Regions from separate parts of the Mus musculus genome. Here region 2 is linked to region 1. The links are chromatin loops, found by intact Hi-C in ENCODE. Cell type or tissue: left cerebral cortex. All regions are shown on one strand.

Evidence for each region. Hi-C counts contacts between places; a loop is a spot of excess contacts. Peaks named below come from ENCODE experiments on the same cell type or tissue, not always from the same donor. Only the 100,000 strongest peaks of a DNase experiment are listed, where the experiment ranks them.
Region 2: it touches region 1 in a loop (4-fold over the local background); 7 of 42 quality-filtered maps call a loop at or near these places.

What each region holds. Positions count from the first base shown.
Region 1 is chr14:75,842,180-75,850,179 of GRCm38, forward strand. It overlaps Tpt1 (tumor protein, translationally-controlled 1), which reads left to right and starts at 3,077. Exons shown (of 6, transcript NM_009429.3): 1 at 3,077-3,277; 2 at 3,438-3,511; 3 at 4,024-4,214; 4 at 4,515-4,620; 5 at 5,065-5,181; 6 at 5,920-6,124. The coding sequence starts at 3,250. The coding sequence ends at 5,922. It overlaps Gm4285 (predicted gene 4285), which reads right to left and starts at 2,785. Exons shown (of 3, transcript NR_045294.1): 1 at 2,595-2,785; 2 at 2,372-2,478; 3 at 739-1,803. It overlaps Snora31 (small nucleolar RNA, H/ACA box 31), which reads left to right and starts at 5,744; the gene lies at 5,744-5,855. In left cerebral cortex, a CTCF peak has its summit at 3,640; DNase peaks (open chromatin) are centred at 2,363, 2,993, 3,671 and 5,737; H3K4me3 peaks cover 4,070 bases; H3K27ac peaks cover 3,483 bases.
Region 2 is chr14:75,781,753-75,789,752 of GRCm38, forward strand. Slc25a30 (solute carrier family 25, member 30) reads right to left here and starts at 5,285. Exons shown (of 10, transcript NM_026232.3): 1 at 5,173-5,285. In left cerebral cortex, no CTCF peak of the experiment used is centred here; DNase peaks (open chromatin) are centred at 4,508, 4,890 and 5,313; H3K4me3 peaks cover 2,100 bases; H3K27ac peaks cover 869 bases.

The DNA.
Region 1 (8,000 bases):
TCCCCTCAAGTTCCGACTGCCAGGCAGGTGGACTACAGATCTATTGACCTCTAGACTGTTCACCACTGTCAATGTGACTTTAACAGCCCTCAATATTAAGTTAGAGCTCAGCTCACCACTAGATAAGTCCCGCTGTCCATTAGAGTACCGGTCACTGATCTGACCACTACACTACAGTTTCACCTGGATCATTATAGTTCCACCGTGGGCCCTTAAACTACAGTCCAGCCCCCCTTGACTACTGGTGATGGGCACGCTTGCCTGGAACTTGCTACTGCCAGGCCGGAGGCCAGTTTCCCCATACTGTAGCACACACTGTTTACTTTTACTATGGTCCATTGTCTTCTGTGTCTTTTTTTTTTTTCCTTTGTTTTTTCAAGACAGGGTTTTTCTGTGTAGATCAGGTTGGTCTTCAACTCAGCTCTGCCTGCTTCTACCTCCCTAGTGCTGAAATTAAAGGAGTGCAGTACCACCATGTCCAGCTGGATTCACTGTATTTTTTTTTTTCATTCAGAGTTTGAGCCAGGCAGTGTTGGCCCAACTCATTTAATCCCAGCACTTGGGAGGTAGAGGTAGGTGGATTTCTGAATTCAAGGCCAGCCTGGTCTACAAAGTGAGTTCCAGGACATCCAGGGCTACACAGAGAAATCCTGTCTCGAACCCCACCCCCCAAAAATGTGTATTTGAACAGAGTCATTAGGCACTCTCAGAATAAGGGAATAATCACAGAAATGCTATTCTATTTTTTTTATTATTTATTTAATTATTTATTTTTGAAACAAGCTCTCACATAGTCTAGAACTTGTGTGGCTGAAAAGGGCCTCAAACTCCTGCTCCTCTGGTCTTCACCTCTGCATCCCTGGGATTATGTGTGCTGCAATACAGCTAGTCCTCCCCTTCATTCATTTTCATAGTTACTCACTAGTCACTTAGTTTTCTCAACCTTGATTTAAAAAGCACTGTGGTGTCAGATGCTATGCATGTCTTTGTCCCAGGACTGAGAAAGCAGATGTGGGGGGCGGGGGGGGGGGCGGGAGAATGAGAGAATATCACATTTTCTCAAAGGAATAGTCCAGGTTGCCTGGTTCTTTATCCATTTTCTGACCCAAGGAGTGTTCCAAATTCACCTATGTTCTAATCACGAGACCACATCCTGAGTGATACTTTCTACTCCAGCCTGTAAGGCTTTTCTCACTATTAATGGTATTCTGAGATAAGAATGGTTGGCTCACACCTGTAATCCTAGCCCTATTGAAGCTAAGGCAGGAGAATTTTGATTTCCAGGCCTGTCTGGCCTCCGAAATCAGTTCAAGACTGGTTTGGGCTATGCAAGCAGAGGAGGTGAGAGGAGAGGTTAACTGAACAAAAGGCTTTTGGACCTGACAGTAATAACTTCAGGAATATTATGAAAAAAAATCGGGAATTGCATACATATCCCACATATTATTTATCACCTGTTAAGTATGTCAGCCTCTCACTCATCTTATTAAATTCACAGAAATTCCATTTCATACTAAAGCTCAAAGAGGGTGAACTTCCTGAGATCGTGGGACTGGTAACACAGACAAGATGCCAGCACTGCTTAGCTTCAAATCTTCAGCTCTCTTTCACCATGGTTTTGTTTTTTTTTTTGTTTTTTTTTTTTGTTTTTTTTTGTTTTTTAATTCTTCAATGAGCCGGACGGTGGTGGTGCACATCTTTAATCCCAGCACTTGGGAGGCAGAGGCAGGCGGATTTCTGAGTTCAAGGCCAGTCTGGTCTATAAAGTGAGTTCCAGGACAGCCAGGACTATACAGAGAAACCCTGTCTCGAAAAAACAAAAACAAAAAAAAATTTTTAATGATGTTAAAAAAATACATTTGGGCATAAAACTGGAGAAAATAACAGAAAAATCCAAAAAGAATATGTTTGGGGATCTATGTAAATGAGCATTTTTGAATAATTTGAAAATGAATACCTGGGATGTGCAAATAAGATTCACATAACTCAGAAATAACTGAGTTTTGAGACTGCTAAGTCATAGCCCCTCGGTTCTATGTCTACGTTTTCTGATGTCCTTCACTTTTTTACTGTTACCCCGTGTCCTTTAGAGTATCTAGGAAAGCAGCAGACCACCGCATCTTAAGTGGACGGTTTTTCTTCTGCTCTTTGGCTAGAGTTTTATTCCTGAATGGTTTACTCTGTGCTTGTAACACTTTGTTAGTGTGAACTGCCTTCTCCTTTGACATACTAACCTAACCTTCTGTCCGAGGGCAGGCAGGGCTGGCTATGTCCTTCTTAAGCGAGAAAATTGCAACACTAGGGTTACAACGGACTATAACCAAATCTGGAAGGGAAGAAACTGTGATTTCATCCTGCCATACATGTTTACCTGAACGGTGGGTCTCGGAAGTTGTATGTTGTACTTCGTGGTGGATGCGAAAGCCCTTCAAGTGACCCGGGCAAGTGGGAAGCTCCTTATTTTGGGTCTGTTTAGTCCTGCATCGCCAGGAATAAAAGGGATAAAAGTGACAATACAGAACTGTCCTAACAAAGGACACCGTTTGCGACCAAGAGCAGAACAGGCCAGCGAAGAGCTGTCCGGCCAGACCCACCGCAGGCTTTCACTTTCGGAACCCACTAGAGGACCAGTCCCCAGGACATCTCCCTCCGCGAGCAAAACCGGTGCAGTCTGTGGGCAGCCAAGGACCGGAGGTCGGAGACCCGGGACACCAGCCCGGCGCCATCCCCGTAGTCCCCGCAGGCTCAGCGGCGCGCCCGACAACAGTCATCCGATTCTGCTGACATTTTCTTTCCGAGAAAGGGGTGGGAACTGAAGCGGCGTGGCGGGAGGCGGGGCGCAGTCACACCCTGGCCACGCCCGGGCGGCGACTCAAGCGTCCGGCCATCGGTCGGCCGCAAGTCCCTTCCCGTCCCAGCATGCCCCGGGCGCACTATCCGCACACCGCCCCCGTTGCCCCGCGCACCCAGGGGCACTCCGCATTGTGTCCCAGCAGAGTCCCCGGATGCCCTCCCGGGGCCGGCCGGGCGTAGCCACGCCCCCGCACCGCCCTGCGTTCACGTCACCGCTGACGACAGTTCCGGGGGAGCCGCGGACGGTGACGTAGCCGAGCGTGCCCTCTATATGAGGTTGGGGAGCGCCCGCGTCGGCCTTTTCCGCCCGCTCCCCCCTCCCCCCGCGCGCCGCTCCGGCTGCACCGCGCTCGCTTCCGCGCTGTCAGGCTAGCGCCGCCGTCCCCAGCCGTCACCATGATCATCTACCGGGACCTCATCAGCCGTAAGTCCCGGCGCCCGCGGGCCTGGGTGCGGGTGGGCACCGGGGAGGCCGGGGACACGAGCGCAGAGCTTGGGCCGGGAGCCGCCGCGTGCGCCGAGCCCGGCGCGGGAAATGGCGGGCCTTCGCTCGCTCACGGGCGGCTCTCTCTGTTCGCTTTCAGATGACGAGCTGTTCTCCGACATCTACAAGATCCGGGAGATCGCGGACGGGCTGTGCCTGGAGGTGGAGGGCAAGGTGAGCGGGGCGCCGCGCGCGGGGAGGCTGGCCGCCTGCCTGCCGGGTCGGCCGAGCCGGGCCGGGCTGGGCTGGGCGCCGCGGGGAGGCCGCTGGAACTCGTGCAATCCTCGCTGCCGCCTCCAGGCGGAGGAGACGCTCTTGCGGACCTTGGGTTTTTCTAGAAAAGTGGAGGCGGAGCCGAGCCTGGAAATAGGTCCGCGAACTCAGCGCCATCCTCTTTCCGGGCGAACGGGGACATATTGTCTATAAGACAGGTTTGCGCTGTGCGCGCTTAACCCGTGGCGACTCGAGAGAGGCCACAGCAACTTGGTTCCGCTTGATGAGAGTGACCACCTCTCTCAGTCCGGGCAGCGACTATTTGGGGGGAGGTTAAGATGTTTCAGGGAGCTGACTGATCGTTGCCGGACCTTTTTTTTTTTTTCTCTTTTTTTCTTTTTTTTTTTTTTTTTTTGCCCCTTCGACTAAGTTGTATTGTCTTTTTGTTTTGTTTTGTTTTCTTCTAAATGTAGATGGTCAGTAGAACAGAGGGTGCCATCGATGACTCGCTCATCGGTGGAAATGCTTCCGCTGAAGGTCCGGAGGGCGAAGGTACCGAAAGCACAGTAGTCACCGGTGTTGACATTGTCATGAACCATCACTTACAAGAAACCAGCTTCACAAAAGAGGCTTACAAAAAGTACATCAAAGACTACATGAAATCGTAAGTGACATAAACACCCCGTTTTGGTGGTCAGCTTCCTAGAAGAAGTTGGTTGCTTAGGTAGGAAGGGCTTAAGAAAGGAGGGTCTTTTGTTATACAGTGAAGGTTGATTTTCAATAATGTGAGCAAGCCGGTAGAAAGTTACTTTAAAGGTAATATAGGAATTACATTCTTTTAAATGGTTTCTTGTCACCTAGTAAACTATCATTTTGCTAGAAGACATTACCTATTGGAGCTTATATTCTTACTTTACTGAAAGATTATTCAGTATTTTGATGACCTGTTACTTTACTGTTTTAGACTCAAAGGCAAACTTGAAGAGCAGAAACCAGAAAGAGTAAAGCCTTTTATGACTGGAGCTGCAGAGCAGATTAAGCACATCCTTGCTAATTTCAATAACTACCAGGTAAATGGACCAAAGGGTTGTATAATAACTGTGGGATCCGAAAAAGTCTGTTTGCTGTCTCGTACATGGCTCTGGCTGTCCTGGAACACCCTTAGACCCAGTTACCTCAGCCTTCTGAGATGAAAGTCTCAGCCCATTTTGTGTAGCACCACACCAGGCAAGGAGCTGGTATTAAAATGATAGGCATTGCTTTCTTTTCATTGAGACTGTTATCTGTAGACCAGACTAGCCTTGAACCCAGAGGTCTACCTGCCAGTGCCTCTTAATTGCTGGGATTAAAGGTGTGTGCCAACATGGCTAGCATATGTGTTATTTTTGAGAACTAGGGGTTTTTCTTGCCAAATTTTGGCCAGGGGTTATTCTGGATCTGCTTTTTATAGTTTGATTTTATATTTGTGTGTATAAGATAGTCTAATTGTAGGTTTTTGTTACGTGTTTCTTAAGTTTTTTATTGGTGAAAACATGAATCCAGATGGTATGGTTGCTCTCCTGGACTACCGTGAAGATGGTGTGACTCCATTCATGATTTTCTTTAAGGATGGCTTAGAGATGGAGAAATGTGTAAGTATCTTTAAATTAGTAGTGTCAAGACAGGGAGTGCAGCAGTGATTCTTTGCCATCTGCAGGTGGCAGGCCTTGTAGATTGTGAGATCTTTATCCTGTGGGAGAGTAGAGCCTTGAACATGAAAGGGGCTTGAAGATGAGATTAGCTGGCTTGCTAGAGTGCTCAGGGTCATGTGTGTAAGTAGTTTGACACTGGCCTGGGATAAACTCACGTAGAATGAGTGTGGTCTCTGCCCCACGGTAGTTCAAGTCCATTTCATATTACATGCAATAGGATGTTTCAGTGTTTACTGAGGTCAGTAAGAAGGAATACAGAAATGTCTGTTTTATAAGGGACTGGTGGAGACAGTGTTCCTTGTCCTAGATTTTGGAGGCTTTTTTTGTAAGCACAGTAGAAGGTGAGTTTAGAGATGTACTGGAGAAAGTGGGTGACCGCCTGGGACAGTGGGGTAGGAGTGTTATTCAGACAACAGCTGGTGTTTGTCAGTAGAGCACTGGAGTGGGCAGGAAGATGGGTGAGTGCTGCCAACTCGGTGAGGGTCTGCATCCACTGATAGACCTCGAACAGTTTGTGGTTGTTCTTCTGGTTTGCACTAGGATGCAAAAGGAAACTCTCCCTGCGCTTCCTGCCTGCCTTTGTGGCAGTTCAGATTGAATTAGGGAGTACATCTACATGCTAGGACAGTTATAAGCTCAGGCTGGGGCAGTTGTTAATGCCATCTCTTTGTTTTGCAGTAACAAATTGGATCTATCACCTGTCACCATAATTGGCTGCTGCTTACCATCCATACAACACCAGGACTTAGGACAAATGGGACTGATGTCATCTTGAGCTTTTATTTTGACCGTGATTTATTTGGAGTGGTGGCATTGTTTTTTTAAGGAAAAAAAACATGTCATGTGGGTTGTCTAAAAATAAAGTGCATTTAAATCCACTTAAGAACTCTTTGCTGTGATTGTGCTGACCCTGTAGTCTGAGAAGCTAGAGCCTGGTTGAGCATCGCTAGAAAGCTAAGCCTCTTCAGTTAACTGCTGCAGTGGGGACTCTACAAGACTGGAGTGTGTGAACTCAAGAATCTCAGTTACAGTGAAGGGAGAGGTGAGAAGTGGACCCTGACTTTCATCACCTCCAGTGGAAGAGCTTACCAAAAGCACAAAAAGACCAACTAGTTGGAGACAAGTACTGTCTGCTCCTGGACTAATGTCAGATTCCTGGTAACTAGAATAGAGGTTGCCAAGCCTGGCCTGTGCCACTTTAGAGTTGTACAAACAGGGCACAGATCCATCGGGGAGTTCGGTACCTGGTGGGGTGGGATACAGTGAATACAGCGTAGTTCCTTCCCGGGAGTGCCAGCAGCCCATGCTTACTGGGGTAAGGTTAGATGACCCAGTCACCTGCGGGAATTGGGTCTTGGAAAGCCTAGAACTGCATAGTCTGCTGTAGGAGTATTAACATGCTTTGCTGTCTAAGGTTTGTCCAGTGATAGAAGCCTTAAAAAGGTACTAAACTTAAGAGGGTACTAGCACCTCTGCAATATGAAGCCCAAATAACTGGATACTAGGTATTGTGATGAAGGGGAAGTGTTGCTAGGTCTAGGAAGCCACTTAGCTGTCTTTGAATTTTAATGGGTCTTGAGGTCACTGGTCAGAAAGAAACTTGAGAAAAGTTCTAGTGCTAGCCCTAGAGAAGTGAACACAAGACAGCAGAAGCTTGGTAGGGGAGGAAGACCAGAACTCAATAGTATACACATTTCAGATTATGAGTAAGCATATATGTGTTTGTGCACGTGGCTGCAGATGCCCATTGTCAAAGGAGAGATTTCCTGGAGATGGACATAAGTATAGGGTACCAAAGGGCCCTGCTGAGCCTTCCTTGACTGGTTTGGGTTGTTTGTTGAGAGTTTCTCTGTATTCCTGTCTTGGAACTTGTTTTGTAATCTCTTGAGCTCAAGGCCTCCCAAGTGCTGGGATTAAAGTGAACAACAAACAGGCTGGGAAGATTGGTTTTTGAGACAGCTTTTACATCCAAGGTTGACCTTAAATTGCTGAGGATACTTTGCCGTCACCACCCATGACAATAGGCACGTGACTCTTGCTTAGTTGATTTGGTCCTGAAGTTGAATCTAGGGATTATGGGGTTAGCGGCACAGCACCAAACCTTGAGCTTCGTTCTCAAACCTTGGCTTTTTTTTTTTTTTGCCTTGATAGACCTTGAACTCCTCAACCTTAGTGCTAGGACCGGAGGCTTGCCCTACCATACCAGGTTCCTAACTTTTGAAGACAACTTTTCCTAATTGTCTCTGCAGTTTTCTGCAGTCCTGTTGAGTCCTAGTGTGTGCCTTGTGTTTTATATATGGCCTTATTTCAGAAGGGCAGGAATTCATGAATTAAGTTGTCTTGAGTGTGCTATTTTATTATAACTTACTTTCTAGTTATTAAGCACCCATGCTTTCTGCATAGGTCAGGAGAGTGCAGCACTTGATCTTTCTGATGTTTGGTGAAAACAGGTTTTGAGTAACTGTGTTCTGGGCTTTGTTGTATGTGTGGAACAATGGGGTGATGAGAAGAAAGGTTTTGGTGTTTGTGAAAGCCTTCGCAGTGTGCCACTTGAATGTAGGTGTGAAGGAGCAGCTATGGGGCTATCTGAAAGCAGACCGTGCAAGCCGCAAGAGTGAACATCTTCATCAACGTGTTGTGGGTATCCAGACAGAGGCTTCCAGCTGTACCTAGGAACTCTTGAACCTGTCTTAGTCTTTGGAGTTAGGATCTGAAGGATGGCAGCAATCCTACTCTAAGATGAGCTAACTTTGCCTTTG
Region 2 (8,000 bases), 60 kb before region 1:
GTTCCAGGACAGTCGGAGCAGAGAAGCCCTGTCTTGAGAAACTAGAAAAGGAACAAACAAATAAACATAAAGAACCAGAAAGCATCCAAACAACAAAAAAAAAGGTCTCGCTGAAGGCTGGGTCTGCCAGCAGGTGTGGTCCAGGCTGTGCTGACCACAGCAAACTGACAGAGCTCCAGTTATCGTGGGCTGTAACCTGTGTTCAGCTAACAAACCCATTCCTGTCTACGCTCCCCTGTAGAGGAGCGTCCCATTCGTATCTCCAACCTTCATGTGGGGAGTGATTTTCTGAGAACCCCAACTCTACATAGTGAAGACCAAGATGGAGACAGACAGATGTGTCTCAACTTGAGAACTGGCTTTACAGCTTTGCAGACAGCCAGAGTCCGGCGGTGGCTGTAGGTCATCTCCAACCACGCCTCACGTTTCGTCATACACTCGAAGTCAGACTGAAACCCACTGGCCAATTCTCTTTGCTGCATCATAAGCACAACACTGACATCAGCTGTCATTCAAATATTTGATGTCGGGCATTGCTATACATTTTCCACACAAAGGACTTGAAGCAACAAGCCTCCGAAAAGCAACTCTTCAGTCAGGATGAGGCATTGCAGCTGGTGTCTCTCTGAAGGACTGCGTGATCTTTCCTCTTCAGAATATTTTGCAGTCAAACAGTATCTTCCAAAGCTGTTAAATACACATGCCTGTGTGTGTGCTTACTAAAGACTGAGGGGTGTATCTTGGTGACAGAGTACTTAGCAAGCATGTAGAAAGCTAAGGGTTATATATATGAAAGTATCTATACAAAAAAACTCAAAATTTCTCCCTACACTTAAGATATATACTGTTACCCATTCTATTATACCATCTCTTCTATGATAATGAGCATTTATTTCCACCTGAACTTATTTGTACAACTGTAAAGAGAGGCCATTAAAGCACAGAACTTACAGGAAGTAAAATTAATAGGATTACATGAAATTCAAAGGCTTCTTTGCATAAAGAAAACAGTGAAGAGGTAGCTTACAGAAGAGGGTGGGGCATAGGAACCTTTGCCAACTACACATGAGACAAGGGATTAACAACCAGGACATATAAGGAGCTGCAGGTAAATGCAAATTAGGACTGCTTTGAGCTGGGCATGGAGCCACATGCCTTTAATCCCAGCACTCTGGAGGCAGAGACAGGTGGATCTCTGTGAGTTCAATGGCCAGCCTGGTCTACATAGTTCCAAGACAGTCTGAGCTACCTAGTGAGACCCTGTCTTGAAAAAAAAACCAAAAACAAAATAAAAAAATAAAACTGCTTTGAGGTTCCATCTCACTGCAGACAGAATGGCTGTCACCAAGAAAACAAATGAGGGTCACAAGATGGCTCAGGAAAAGTACCTGTCACCAAGCCTGACAACCTGAGTTCAGTCCTAGAGAGCCACAGGACACGTGACTTCTGAAAGCTGTTCTCAGACTCTGCACCTGTGCTGTAGGTTATCTCACGCATGTGACCTCATGTACACGGACACACACACTCACACACACACATACACACACACACACACACTCACACACACTCACACACACACATACACACACACACACACTCACACACACTCACACACACACTCATCCACACTCACATACTCACACACACTCACACACACTCACACATACTCTCACACACACACACACACACACTCACACACTCACATACACACAAATTAATTGATTTTAAAAAGATGGCAAATACTGGTGAGTATGACCTTAAAAGGAAAATATCACTCCCTGCTGGTAGAAATGTAAATTTGTGCAGCCACTATCAAATTAAATATGGAGGGAGTTCTTTAATTTAAAAAAAAAAAAAAAAAGCTGAGCAGACAGATCTCCGAGTTCAAGGATAGCTGGGCTACAGAGCGAGCTCCAGGGCAGCCAGGATTACACAGAGAAACCCTGCCTCAAAAATCAAAAGAAGAAAAAGAACTCCCATATGGTCCAGTTTAGGTATATACCCAAACAATTCCACGTTAACACACCACAGAGACACACGCACATTCATGGTCTATTCACAATACCTTGGGGCACAGAGTACACCTAGATGTCCATCAGCGGATGAATGGATATAGAAAATGTGTTCCACGACTAACATGGTAGCACTCACTTTCCCTCCCAGTACTTGGGAGGCAGAGGCATGTCAATCTCTGTTAGTTCAAGGCCAGCCTGCTCTACATATCAAGTTCTAGGCTAGCCAAAACTACATAGTGAGGCCCCAAAATACCTAGCTCCATAAGGAATATCAAAAATACCAAAAATAAATTAAAAATAAAAATAAGTGATCCACATATATGTCTTAGCTAGGGTTTTACTGCTGTGAACAGACACCACGTCCAAGGCAACTCTTCTAAGGACAACATTTAATTGGGGCTGGCTTACAGGTTCATAGGTTTAAATGAAATCAGGTTCAGTCCATTATCATCAGGGCATCTTCCAGGCAGGCATGGTGCAAGAGGAACTGAGAGTTCTACATCTTCATCTAAAGGCTGCTAGCAGAATACTGACTTCCAGGCAGCTAGGATGAGGGTCTTAAAGCCACAGTGACACACCTACTCCAACAGGGCCTCACCTCCTAACAGTGCCACTCCCTGGGCCAAGCATATACAAACTGTGACAATATACAACAGAATTTTATGCAGCCACAAGAAAAAATGAAATCACGGCATTTGTGGGAAAATGTATACAACTGAAAGTCACTATATAAAGGAATATAAGTTAGGGGGCTGTTGAGATGGCTCAGCAGTTGAGAGCACCGACTGCTCTTCCGAAAGTCCCGAGTTCAAATCCCAGCAACCACATGGTGGCTCACAACCATCTGTAATGGGATCTGACACTCTCTTCTTGAGTGTCTGAAGACAGCTACGGTGTACTTACATATAATAATAAATAAATAAGTCTTTTTTTAAAAAAATAGAATATAAGCTAGACTCCAAAAGACAAACATTCCATGTTTTATGTTCATAAATATATGTGTATGGGCTGGTGAGATGGCTCAGTGGGTAAGAGCACCCGACTGCTCTTCCGAAGGTCAGGAGTTCAAATCCCAGCAACCACATGGTGGCTCACAACCATCCATAACAAGATCTGACTCCCTCTTCTGGAGTGTCTGAGGACAGCTACAGTGTACTTACATATAATAAATAAATAAATATTAAAAAAAAAGAAAAGAGATTAAAAAATAAATAAATAAATAAATATATGTGTGTATTTGTAAGTGTATGTGTACGGATCATGTTACTAGGAAGACAGTCATGAGAAAGGAGGAAAAGACCTTCGGAGAGAAAGGAAACAGCTGATGGACTAGAAAGTAGAAGGGCCGGGGCCTAGCAAACACAGAAGTGGATGCTCACAGTCAGCTAATGGATGGATCACAGGGCTCCCAATGGAGGAGCTAGAGAAAGTACCCAAGGAGCTAAAGGGATCTGCAACCCTATAGGTGGAACATTATGAACTAACCAGTACCCCGGAGCTCTGGACTCTAGCTGCATATGTATCAAAAAATGGCCTAGTCGGCCATCACTGGAAAGAGAGGCCCATTGGACACACAAACTTTATATGCCCCAGTACAGGGGAACGCCAGGGCCAAAAAATTGGGAATGGGTGGGTAGGGAAGTGGGGGGGGGAGGGTATAGGGGACTTTTGGGATAGCATTGGAAATGTAATTGAGGAAAATACATAATAAAAAATATTTTAAAAAATGAGAAAAAAAAGAAAGTAGAAGGGCTCTAACTGGGCAGGCAGTCGATGGAGGGAGGGGGCGGGTGGGTAGGATGAGAAACAAAGCTATGAAGTCAGTGTGATGAAACTCACTGCTTTGTACGATTATTCTTTAAAATTGGCACTGCTAGTACTTCTGCGGGCTCTCCAAGTTCCTCTTATATAATTAATAAATCATTTTCATTTTGGTCTGTTCTTTCAGTGTACAGTCTTAAACCGTAATCACATACTCTTCCCTTCGTGTTCTCATAAATCTCTCCCCCATTACACTGTCTTTTCATAAGCCTTTCCTATTCCTATTCTTCATTAAAAGCACACAGTGAGGGGCCGAGAGATGGCTCAGCCTGTTCTTCCAGAGGACCAGGGTTCGATTCCCACTATCCACATCAAGTGGCTCACACCTGCTTAGAACTCCTGTTTTAGAGAATCTGATGCATTCTGACTTCCAAAAGTACTTCGCATATAAACTCACAGACACATAAATAAGACTGGGTGAATCTTTTTTTAAGTGTACAGGTAAAAAAAAGAAAAAACCAAACTCAACACATACTTATGAAATATGGTGTTTTAAAAACATTTTAGAAATAGTACCATTTTTTCACGAGATAATTAAGCCCATGTTACAAAAGTTGGCAGTGCCACTGCTAAGATCTAAATCCATGCCTTTCAGCTTCACACTAACACATCTCCGAATGTAGAATCTACAAGGGCGTTCGTTCTAGCATTGTTTTGCTATTCTTAGGCAAGAACAATCCTGACTACTGAGTGTTTTGCCTGAAATTACACCTAAAAAGCCTTTAAAACGCATTAGCACGTTAACTTTTCGAGCAATTCATTTGACAGGTTCTTGCGAACTCGCAAGCAGCAACCTAGCTTGTTGTTTCACGAGCAATTTGTGTGTGTGTGTGTGTGTGTGTGTGTGTGTACGCGCGCGCCCCATTACCTTAAAGAAAATGGACATTGTTTATTAACCGCCTATTTAGCAACGCTGATGATTGAACCCGGGACCCTGTATACAATAAATAGCTCAACCACTGAGCAACATCCCCAGCCCTACACCAGCAATTCAATGGATGAAGAGCCCTATCCCGGGTACTGAGCTCGCGGGTGCTGAAGCTGCACCGTCTCTGCCCACGGATGGGAGGGGCGCACACCGGTGGGAGGAAGAAGTGTCGCAGCAAAGGGTGCAACCCTTGAGCCTCCCGGACGCCCCCCTCAGCCATCCTCCGCAGATCCCGCAGAACCACTAGAACCCGGGAGCGAGCCCGGGTCCCAGAGCGAGCCCGGGCTCCGGAACCTCGTACCCACCGAACCCCAGCCCGCGAACCCCAGCGCACTTCAGCCCGGAGCAAACCCGCCGCAGCGGTTCTCTGGCCAGGTCCACAAGGCAGCAGCGCGGCCGGGAACTCACCCCGCGGCGGAGCTCCTCCTGCTACTCCTCGGAGCCAGTGCAGCCGCCTGGGAGCACCTCGGTGCGGGAGCGGAAGAAAAGGCCGCCGAACGGCGGGCGCGGCCCAAGCCGGGAACGGCTCCGCCCGCTTCTCGCCCGGACACGCCCACACCACGTTCTCATTGGTCACTGTCGACACCGGCTCCCTCAAGGCCACGCCTCCAGCCACAGCCAAGGAGACCCAGGAAGAGCGGGTCCCAGAAGCAACCAGACTGGGGTTCTCAGGCTCTCACTGCTGGGAACCGAGCTGCGGGCTGCTCGCTGCTCCCCACTGCCTTCGGTCTGTGAAGGGGAAGCCGGGAAGCCACAGACTCTTCTTCAGAGGGGCTTCTCCGTGTCTCCCAGAACCTCGGCAGTCGCAAAGAATCATCTTGCGTTCACTGTTTTTAACATAGAGCTTTATAATTTGAAATGTGCTGACTGAAAACTGAGAGCCCAGACTCACCAACGCTAGCATTTCGCAACTCTTGCATTCTTTCTGTGTCTATTCCTTTCACACCGAACTCTTGAAAAATTACCACTTATCATATACAAGAGACTGAGTACATTTTCAATCATATCCCATATAAATATGATAATATTTATATCCCCTTGCTGTCTCAAAAGGTCATCCACACATGCGCACAGGAAACTCGGGAGCTACTAAAAATCAACCCAATGCATCTGAATTCACCTCTCGTAAACTTCTTAAACCAGAGCTCTCGTTTTCTTTTTCTTTTTTTCATTAGCTATTTATTTACAATCTGACCGGAGCCTCTAGTTTCCTAAACTCTTCTTAACTTTGGCATAGTTGCGGTCCAGACCAATTGTCTTGTCAAGTTCTGGATTCGTGGGATTATTTCCTCGTGATTAAATTTAGAAACCTTTAGAACAATGGCGGATATTCACAAGACTTCCTTCATTTCTGGACATGCACTCTGCCAGTTTGTCATTGTTACCTACGGAGCAAGGTGCATAGAGCAAGATGCGGCTTGTTCAAGGTTCCTATCTCCTCAACAAAGCCCCTCCTCTTTGCATTGAAAACGGATGTGGACTGCTGGGTTTGTTTCTTGGAAGCCCTTGCTTCTGTGTCCTGGGGATGTTTTATCGTCTAGCACTCTCTGCTCTCCAGCACAATGCCTACCAGTTCTCAAAACCAGTTCTCAATAGTCCTTGCCGATTGTCCTTGGAAAGTTTTGTTATAAAGTTCTTCTGTGTGTTTCCTTTTATATTGTGTCACATAACATAAAACAGTGTAGTTGGGTTCTCTTTAGAAAAAGAACCAATATAATGACTATATTCAAAGGGGATTTATTCAGCCACCTCACATGATATGGTCTGGGTAGTCAGTCCAAGGATGGCTGCCTGCAATGTGAAAAGGCTGGGGGACCTGGCAGCTGCTCATACCAGCAGCCTGGGTGCCTCAGTAGTCCCAATCTGATGCCAAGGCTCCTGTAGAACCAATGGCCTTCAGTCCATCTTGGAGAGCCAATGAAGCCTGGTTCTGGTGCCAGCAAAGGAATTTAGAAGCAATGACAGAAGCGCTCACTAGCAAGAGGCAAAGGCAAGCAAGCAAAGGGTTTTCCCTTGGGGCTCCTTGTATATCAGCTTCTGATAGAAGGTATTGGCCACATTCAGGGGGAGTCTTCCCACTTCAGTTTCCCTGCCCCCACACATCCCTCACAGGCATGCCTAATCTAGATAATACCTCATGGGTATCCCAGGAACCTTGATTCTAGATCTGTCAGGTTGACCATCAGTGTTACCCTCACAAACAATATGCCTCTCACCGCAGATATTTTTTAAATTGTTCTTAGGTTTAGTTATTCCTGCTTATGTTATGAATATTTCGTGTGCATGTGTGTGCAAGTGCATGTGTGTTCGTTCACGTGTGATCATGACCTCTATGGACACCACATGGATGTCTGGTGTCCACAGAAGTCAGAAGAGGGCATCAGACCCCCTAGAATAGGAGCACAGATGATTATAAGCTGCTATGTGAGTGCTGGGAACTGAACCCAAGTCCTTTAGAAGAACAGCAAGTATCCTTAACCACTGAGCCATCTCACCACCCTCCCCAGATACTTTTAAATCCCGAGTGATGGATATCTCTAATTTAGACGCCTATACCATGGGTTCCAATCTAGCCTCCTCCTTTCTCTGTCTCTTTCGTCTAAGCTAGAAAATTCCTATTCCCCTTGCATTTACACATTTATCTAGTCCTTCTGTTCTATACTCTACACAAAGCCGCTGACTCTGTGACAGGAGTGACAGTGACAGGCTAGCGACCTGTGGGCTGTGAATGAATTCACCAAAGACTAAAGGCAAAAGTGGAGTTATTAAAGTGTAATTCAAGAAAGCCATGGTAGATGAGACAGTGGGCAGAACTACCTTGACAGTGACTTTCTAAGTGTCTCTAGAGATGGGGAGTTCTATGCAGGCTGTCGGGCAGTGGTTCAATGTCCCGCCACACTGGGGTAATTGCAACTAATGCTTATCATGGTTTGCAACACCCTGACCTTGAAGTAGCCATGGCCTTGCCTGAGTCAGACCAGCACAACCACCAGTCCTAACTGGCATCCACAGTTTGCAGCTAAGGCTTGTTATGATTAACTCTTTCTGTCGAGATAATGGTCCTGCTCAGAGGCAGTGGTGACCTTGCCCTGAGCTCAGCCTGCTCTGGGGCAAAACTGCCCTGTCCATCTCCGAACGAGCAGAGCTAAGACACACCAGTAGCACCGCTAGCAACAAACTCACTTCTTTGATTTGAGACTTCTTTGAAATTGTTTTAACCTTTATAATCTTTTAAA